Linked DNA regions of Homo sapiens: regions 1 and 2 are each linked to region 3. The links are chromatin contacts, found by Hi-C or POLR2A ChIA-PET in ENCODE. All regions are on one chromosome and are shown on one strand. The core of a region is the stretch at or near the end of the contact, and the rest is flanking DNA. Distances in the headings are between cores, read along the strand shown.

What was found. A loop is a pair of places that touch in the nucleus more often than their neighbours do. ChIA-PET counts read pairs that join two places held with the same protein, here RNA polymerase II (POLR2A). Pooled maps may share reads with other maps.
Region 1: a pooled map shows a loop between it and region 3 (4-fold over the local background). The contact joins the promoter of SLC2A4 here to the promoter of ALOXE3 in region 3. A Hi-C loop is called at or near these places in 1 of 168 maps with a recorded cell type or tissue (posterior vena cava) and 2 of 50 pooled maps. POLR2A ChIA-PET finds 5 or more read pairs at or near these places in 2 of 52 experiments (MCF 10A and activated T-cell).
Region 2: a pooled map shows a loop between it and region 3 (6-fold over the local background). The contact joins the enhancer-like site here to the promoter of ALOXE3 in region 3. A Hi-C loop is called at or near these places in 2 of 37 single-sample maps with no recorded cell type and 4 of 50 pooled maps. POLR2A ChIA-PET finds 5 or more read pairs at or near these places in 1 of 52 experiments (A673).

Annotation. Positions count from the first base shown.
Region 1 is chr17:7,280,468-7,283,167 of GRCh38, reverse strand. It overlaps SLC2A4 (solute carrier family 2 member 4), which reads right to left and starts at 1,450. Exons shown (of 11, transcript NM_001042.3): 1 at 1,201-1,450. The coding sequence starts at 1,233. RefSeq lists an enhancer at 217-1,204 and a silencer at 1,337-1,486.
Region 2 is chr17:8,857,173-8,859,987 of GRCh38, reverse strand. All of the region lies in intron 1 of PIK3R6 (phosphoinositide-3-kinase regulatory subunit 6), which reads left to right. Among named protein-coding and RNA genes, the nearest start is that of PIK3R6, 9.1 kb to the left of the region's middle. RefSeq lists an enhancer at 289-548. Within about 2 kb of position 1,272, at least 8 of the 41 ENCODE cell types and tissues checked have a DNase peak (open chromatin) inside an H3K27ac peak, as active enhancers do; they include A673, where a contact is called at or near this core.
Region 3 is chr17:8,117,167-8,119,866 of GRCh38, reverse strand. ALOXE3 (arachidonate epidermal lipoxygenase 3) reads left to right here and starts at 1,353. Exons shown (of 16, transcript NM_021628.3): 1 at 1,353-1,381; 2 at 1,564-2,023. The coding sequence starts at 1,877. It overlaps TRK-TTT3-5 (tRNA-Lys (anticodon TTT) 3-5), which reads right to left and starts at 712; the gene lies at 640-712. TRQ-CTG1-5 (tRNA-Gln (anticodon CTG) 1-5) reads right to left here and starts at 115; the gene lies at 44-115. RefSeq lists silencers at 1-86, 217-266 and enhancers at 787-886, 1,037-1,106, 1,187-1,266, 988-2,187.

The DNA of each region.
Region 1 (2,700 bases), core at 201-2,700, 840 kb after region 3:
GCTGGAGCCTGAAGATACTGGGCTCCACCCAACATGTTGGGTGAGGGAAACTGGGCCATATTAGGAATTGCACAAAGATCTCAATGTAAACAGGAGCTGAACTGCAACCTGGGCATAAAGGAGAAACTGGATGTTTGGGTCCATAAGGCAGAGAAATGTTTGAGAACTTGTCTCAAAATTCTTCTGTGACCTTGAGACAGGCTTGGCCTTAAGAGCTCAGATTTGTGTGACCTTGGCCAAGTCACTTCCCTGCCCCGAACCTGAGTGTCCTCTGTGAGATGGGGGTGATGTTGCCTGCCTTGCCTACCTATCTGTGAGAGTGTTGTGAAAATCAACATCACATGTTAACAATATCCTTGACAGTGCTGGTTTCATAAATTAACACGTGCATTATTATCATCAGCCACTGTCCTCTTCCCTCCCCTCTGGGGGTTCTGTCAGCCAGCTCCAGGAGGCCCCCAACAGGACCAAGAAGTGCTGTTCCAGAAAGGACATCCCGGTCATCTAGGGGTGGCCTTCTCTATCTACGTCGTGGCCTGCCCTCCCCCTCTAACCTCCGTGCAGGGAGGGCCGTCCAGGGGTTCTGCCTGGGAGAGCCATGCCCAGGGGAGGAGGGCAGGAAGGTAGTGTGAGGGGCGGTGGCAGTGGTGGCCGCTCGCTGGCGGCACAGACTGTCTCCAAGCGGAAACCTGAGCTGGAGGAGGGGGGGCTGACAGTCCCCTCTGCCCCTCCACCAACCATGGGGCCAAGGGAAAGTTCAGCGTCCTGGAGGGCGGCCAGGAGTGGGGGTGGGGGCCCACGGAGAGCCTCCGGTCCTCGAAACACTGCCCGTGAGCGAAGACGGACGGACAGCTCCCGGAGGGCAAGACCCGCCTGGATCTGCTTTCCCGAGTCGGATCGAGGGCAGGGTGTCCCCGATTCCGGAGCGCCGCGCCGCCTACTAGGCAAGGGGGTGAACCCTGGCTCGCAGAATCCACTTGCTGCCTGTGCCCCGAAAGGCCCTCCAGACCCACTCTGCCTTTTGGTAGGATTGGAATCTCACAGTCACGGGTTGTCCAGGCCGGGTATAAATAGCCAGCCCCCTACCTTCACCCCCTGCGCCTGCGCAGGAACCACCCCCAGCTGACCCCAACCGCGACCCCAGCCCAAGAAAAGCGGGACCCGTGCCCCCCCGCCCCGCCCCCTCATGATGAATCCTACTTCGGAGCCTATCTGTTGGAAGCCCGACGGCATCTCGTCTTAGAAGAGCTGGACGCGCAGGGGCGGCGAAGATGAAAGAACCGATCCTGGAGTCTCTGACTCCGGCCTGGAGCGCAGAACCTGCGGAGGCCGCGGGGGTCCCGGAGTGACGTGCGAGGGCGGGCCCGATGGGACCCACAGCCACAAGCCAAGGACCCGGAGAGCAGTGGGGCTCCCGCGGATCTGGTGGAGCGGGGCTGGGGGAAAAGACGCGAGAAGCCCCCGCCACCTCGCTCCTGCCCCCGCGGGCCACGCCCTTCACAGCACCCATTGGCCAGGAGCCCGCACACCCCAGAAGGCCACGCCCCCTCCGCCTGGGGTTTAGAGTTTGGCTGGAGTTGGTGGGGCGGGCCAATGAGGCCACGCCCCTCCGCGTGGCTGGCGAGACACGCCTCTCGGGTTCCCGCCAGCCTCCGACTGGGAAGTTTTGAGAAAAGAGTCCCTGGAACAAAAGGCCCCGCCCACCCACGTGTTAGGACTCCGCCCACCAGCTAGGATCCCGGGCTGCAGAAGCATCTTAAACTCTGCGGGTCTGGACAGTGGGGTCTGAGAGGAGAGGACGGGCCAGGTGTACTTGCCCCGGGGAAACTCCAGCGGCCTGAGACGGCTCGCGAGCCGGCGCGCGGGTTGGGAGAGGAGCAATGCCCCAAAGTAACCCGGGGCTGCTATTTTTAGCTCCCACGTTGGGAGCCTCCAAATGTCAGGTCCCGGGCGTCCCGGCCTGTCCCAGGCGGGGGCGGAGAGACAGGGAGATGACGCCTTAAAGAGTCCGCGACATGCTTCCCACGCGAGTGTGGCCCTGGGGGCCAGGAAATTCCGTTCCCACAACGGGTCTGGTGGCCGGGCTGCTTGGTCCTGTCTTTCAGCGCCTCCCTGCTCCGGGCACTGTCTATCCCGCCCTTCCCCTACACACATTCCCCAGGTTGGTTCCTGGAGCCGGTCCGAGGGACAAGTGGTCACAACCGACCACACCACCAGCCCTGAGGTCTCTGAGCCTCTGAGGTCTCTGAGCATATGCTGGCCGCGTGAACGACACGCTCTCTGGAGGCTGCTCCGGGTTTGGATCCTCGGCCAAATTCTGCCAGGCAGAAAGTGCGCGACCTAGGGTCGGCGTGTGGGGAGAGAGAAGCCGAAATACCCAGAGCGTGGAGAGTGTCTGGCTCAGAAAACGGGCTTCGGAAGCGCAGGGTTGTGCTGCCACCTGGAGGGCGAGCGAGGAGCCGCAGTGGATTGCACTTGGAATCTCAACCCACTATTTCTCGCCTTTCCGCCACCATAGGGCTTCAGTGACATCTGACCCAGGCCCTTCTCTGGAGCTGCAGATCCAGGTGTTCGTTACCGCCCGGATGTGGCAGCTCTAGTGATCAGCATGTCCAAACCTGCTCCTCCTCCTAACTTCCTTATTTCAATGAATTACCCGCCCAGTCACCCCTATGGTAGAAGTCAGGCTCGATTCCTCCT
Region 2 (2,815 bases), core at 23-2,522, 740 kb before region 3:
ATTGTATTAGTCAGGCCACTCCAGAGGAACACAACAAATAGGATAGAGAGAGAGACTGGGAGGTGGGTGGGGAGTGGGTAGAGAACAAAAGGATGTATTAGCAGGGATTGGCTCCTGTGATTGTGGAGGCTGAGAAGTCTGTAATCCGTGGTCTGTAAACTAGAGGCCCAGGAAAGTCAGTGGTGTAATTCCAGTCTGAGTCCAAAGGCCTGAGAACCAGGGAAGATGACGGCGTCAGTCTCAGTCCAAGTCCGAAGGCTGGAGAACCAAGAGCGCTGATTTTGTCCAAGGGCAGGATGGATGTCCCAGCTGAAGCACAGAGAGCACATCTGCCCTTCCTCCTCCCTCTTCTCCTATTCAGGCCCTCAGCAGATCACGTGATGCCCACCCACATGGCTGAGGGCAGATCTTGACTCACTCCCTGCATTCAGATGCTCATCTTTCCTGGAAATAGCCTCATGGACACCTCCAGAAATAATGCTTCACCAGCCATCTGGGCCTCCCTTGGCCTGGTCAAGTTGACACATAAACCATCACAAGCATGCTGCGTGCATGGGGCGGTGAGACAGTTTCAGTGTGCTAATGGTGGGCCATAGGTGTGTGACGTCTGTTCCAGGGGTCTTGGGCAAGTACAGCCACCCTGCGGTCATTATGAGGTGACAGACTGGTAGACCACGCACCCCAGGGGGCAAGGACTATGTCTCATTCATTCATCTCTAACCTCTCAGGTCTTGTGCAATTTCTGCCCCATGGATTATGTTCTGAAGAGGCTCTTTGATTTACTCACCAACCTCAGCCACCCAAAACACTGCCAGGAACTCAGAAGACAGCCAGAGGGCCCTCTGAGCAAATAGAAGTTGCAAGTCCATGGATGGAAGTTTGATGCTCTTTTCATTGATCAGTTCTCAGGCTTTGTTTCTTCATTTTACATACAAGACAATTGCATGTGCTTATTCCGGCTTCCCAGCCTTCAGCAAACTGGCAGTTGGGTGGAGGAGCAGACACAGCCCAGGCAGGGCTGCAGCCAACACAGAAGGCACTTTGTTCAAATCAGAAAGAGGCACCCCTCTGAGTAGACAAATTACAGCAAGTTCCTCTTTGGATGGATGAATTGCAAAACCTCACCCTCCCTGCCTGAGTAAATTACAAAAAGGCCAGCAGAGCGGTGGGCTGGACTGCAGCCTCCACTCACCCACTAAGTGCAGAACACAGCTGGTGCTGCTGAAATGAGGAATCATACATGAGAAGTCAAACAGTAACAGCCACTCAATGTAGGATAGGGCTACCCTCGCCTACTGATAGCTCCTGCCATCGCCACCGTTTTATGGCACGGTGCATACAATGAGCTTCCATTGAGACTCATTGAGAAAACAGCCAGGCGCCTGGCTCACGCCTCTAATCCCAGCACTCTGGGAGGCCGAGGTGGGTGGATCACCTGAGGTCAGGAGTTCGAGACCAGCCTGGCTAACATGGCGAAACCCTGTCTCTACTAAAAATACAAAAATTAGCCAGGGGTGGCGGCGGGTGCCTGTAATTCCTAGCCTCAGGGAGGCTAAGGCAAGAGAATCGTTTGAACCCAGGAGGCGGAGGTTGCAGTGAGCCGAGATCGCGTCACTGCACTCCAGCCTGGGCGACAAGAGCAAAACTGTCTCAAAAAAAAAAAAAAAAAAAAAAAAAGATTAATTGAGAAAACATTCAGAGGCATGGTTTGGTGCTTGAAAGGGCAAGCTTTATTTCCTAAAAAATTCTTCTCATTCCTGAAACGAAGACACATTTGATGTTGATGCATTTTAAGAATGAGCTGCTTCTATTTCCATTTCCTGTCTACGTGCAAGCTCATCCCCTGGGGGCTCTTCCCCCACACTGGTGTGGTCAGCAGCCCCAAAGGACAGGAAATCGACCACAAAGGTCTCCTGTGGGAGGAGCAAGGAAGCAGCACCTGCACAAATATATAGAAACGCTGAATAAATGTTTGATGAGTGAATGCGTGAGTGAATGAAGGAATGAGCAAATGAATAGGGAGGCTTTCTGACAGTTACTGGTAAAGTTTCTTAGAATTTTACTTTCCCTTTTTTTTTTTTTTTTTTGAGACAGAGTTTCACTCTTGTTGCCCAGGCTGGTGTGCAGTGGCACGATTGCAGCTCACTGCAACCTCTGCCTCCCGGATTCAAGCGATTCTCCTGCCTCAGCCTCCCAAGTAGCTGGGATTACTGGCACCTGCCGCCACACCCAGCTAATTTTTTGTATTTTTAGTAGAGACGGGGTTTCACCATGTTAGCTAGGATGGTCTCGATCCCTGATCTTGTGATCCGCCTGCCTCAGCCTCCCAAAGGGGAATTTTACTTTCAATTAAAAATCAGCCCAGAAGCACTCTCCATTTGCCACAAAAATTCCTGGTATCTTACACTTCTCTTTTAGTCTTTATCTGTGAGATTTCTTTTCTTTCGAGGCTGCCCCGTGTTCATTATTAACCCAGGCCGCCCCAGACAGAAGTTTGTGTTCATTTTATTTCACAAAGACAGAGGGGGGTTCTGTGAGGTTTACAGAGGGGAAAGGAAGGCATGCGGACGTCAGGGGAAGTGGCCATGACCCCACGCCCCAGGTTGAGATCTGGGCTCTAGCCCTGGTTCTATCCTTCATGGCCACGTGGCTTTTGGCAATATTCTTCACTTTCATTCATTCATCAAATATTTATCTAAAATAGGTATTCATTGTCCACTGAGTGGCTGCTGCCCTAGATGCTGGACATGCTGCAGTGAAGGAGACACGCCCCATCCCAGTATTTGCCGAGTTCGCATTCTAATGACTAGCCAAG
Region 3 (2,700 bases), core at 104-2,603:
AATTAACAATATTCAACATGCTGATATTAAAAGAAAAGCTTCAAGGTTCCACCGAGATTTGAACTCGGATCGCTGGATTCAGAGTCCAGAGTGCTAACCATTACACCATGGAACCTCCCTCGTGGTGTCTTTCAAGATTGTGTACATTACTGGACATTCTATTTTGCGTGTCTTCCACACCCGTCACTTAAAACGAAAACAAAACAAAGTCTGCTGTTGGATATGGTAGACACCGTTATCGAGCACTTGAAATATATGAATTCAGATGTATTGCCAGCTTCTAAATACACATCTTCTTTTGAAGGAAGGCTTTGTACAAACAAAAAGACTTAAAATTTCATTAATATTTTTAGAATGTTGATTATATGTTAAAATAAGATTTTGGTATATTAGGGTAAGTAAAATAGATCCGTGAAATTAATTTCGCTTGCTTTTTATTCTTTGTAATGTGGCTACCAGAAAATGTAAATTCGATAATACGGCTCGCGTTTGTACTGTTTTAAAGTATGTTTATTACCCTCCACCGTCGTTTGCTGTATTTTGTGGAAATCAAGTTTCTGTATCACCTAGCTTTAAAAACTAGTAACTATTTTTGTTACCATTTTATGCGAAGTGCGGTACCCAAAAGCAAAGACATGCCGCCCGAACAGGGACTTGAACCCTGGACCCTCAGATTAAAAGTCTGATGCTCTACCGACTGAGCTATCCGGGCTCTTCACGAGAGCTTTACTTTTTGCTTATAAGAGGGTTCTCTATAGGAAAAGCCAGGCTTGTAGAACCGACAGAGGATTTTATCTGTGCAGCATAGAATATTTTGGCACAGATTTGGAAGCAGCGGGTGAAGCTCGCCTGCTGCTGATTGAGCTTTTTCTGCCTCCCGTTCTTAGAGCCCCCGCCGAGGCTGCGACGCAGGGACTGTACCATAGTAGAGGCTGGAACAGTGCGGCGCCGGAACCGGCCGCGCGGGGCCGCTGCGGGCTATGGGCTTCTCTGAGAGGTTCCTCCCCAGTCCCTAGTGGCCCAGATCCCGGACACCTGGGCTCCCGCCCAGGATCCTGCAGGCCCAGGGCGGTCCTGGAGCGGAAAGAATGCCACGCGGGGCATTCAGACCCTGTTTGCCGGCGCTGTATTTCGCTTTCCTGACCTGCCCTACTCCAGAGCAGAGAATGAGGTCGGGCGTGCCAAAGGCTGGGGACAAAGAGGGCCATGCGTGGGGGGATCGGTGTATGGGGTGACAGGGAGCTGTTCCTGACCATTTGACATGTGCTGGAATGCGTGTGCGACTCACCTGCGTGTGGCTGCAGTCACGTGTGATTTATGACCAAGTGCAACTCTCCACTGTTTAGTGATTCACACGGATGATTCACACGTAGGAATGCAGGTGCCCTGTGCTCATCTCTGCCTGGGAATGGGGAGGAACAGATCTTGGGGGACATTGGGGAGTGGGCGGACAAGCACTCCAGGGCATCAGTCCGGGCCGCTGACCAGGCGGAGGGCAGTGTCCCAATTATACAGGCGTTACCTCCTTTTCTCCATCTCAGCATCTGATCCCTCCCTCCGCAGTGGAACCCAGGCTCCTGATATCCATCTGGGTGAGCCAGCCAGAGGGACCGGCTGTGTCAGAGGCAAGCAAACAAGTATTAGAGTGCAAGACTGTGGGCGGAGAGAGGAAGCCCGAGCCGCCAGCAGGGAGCTTCGGAGAGAGAAAGCCCAGGAACATCCCAGAGAGAGCTGGGCCCATCCTCAGCCCTACCCAGCCCCGCAGCCCCTAGCCCTCCGCCCAGAAACCCAGCCCTGTCCGGCGTGCCGCTCTTCTCCTCCAGGCCGGCTGCTGCTGCGGCCAGCGTTGCCGGGGCATCCCTTCCTCCTTCCCATCATGGCAGTGTACCGCCTGTGTGTGACCACTGGTCCCTACCTGAGGGCCGGCACACTGGACAACATCTCTGTCACACTGGTGGGCACGTGTGGTGAAAGCCCCAAGCAGCGGCTAGATCGAATGGGCAGGGACTTCGCCCCTGGATCGGTGAGTACAAAGGAGACAGGGAAGCGCGACCTCAGAGGGGCAGGGGCCGCAGGCGGGAGGAGTATTCCTCCTGGACTCTTGAGATCCTGCTGAACTCAGGATACCGGCCCTGACCTCCTCACCTTCCCTATTGAGGTCCCTGTCTTTCCTGGAGATGATGAACTCCATCCAGGCAGGACTGTGGAGAGGAAGGAGCGTTGGACAGGGAGTAGAGGGACTTCCCCTGGCTCCTAAACTCCTCCCATAATTGACCGTGGGCTTTGGGCAAGTCGCTTCCCCTCTCTGAGCCTGGGTTTCCTCTTATCGAGGGGATCTGCCTGCCTCTGCCAGCCCCAGGTGGCCTCCACAAGAGTTCCCAGCCGGCCTAGGAAGCTAGTGAAATGCAGTGCCCACTGTGCTCGGGCACCTTTTTCTTTTCTTTTTGAGATGGAGTTTTGCTCTTGTTGCCCAGGCTGGAGGGCAGTGGTGTGATCTCAGGTCACTGCAACCTCCACCTCCCGGGTTTAAGCGATTCTCCTGCCTCAGCCTCCCAAGTAGCTGGGATTACAGGCGCCTGCCACGACGCCCGACTAATTTTTTGTATTTTTAGTAGAGAAGCGGTTTCATCGGGCAGGCTGGTCTCAAACTCCTGACCTCAGGTGATCCACCCGCCTCGGCCTCCCAAAGTGTTAGGATTA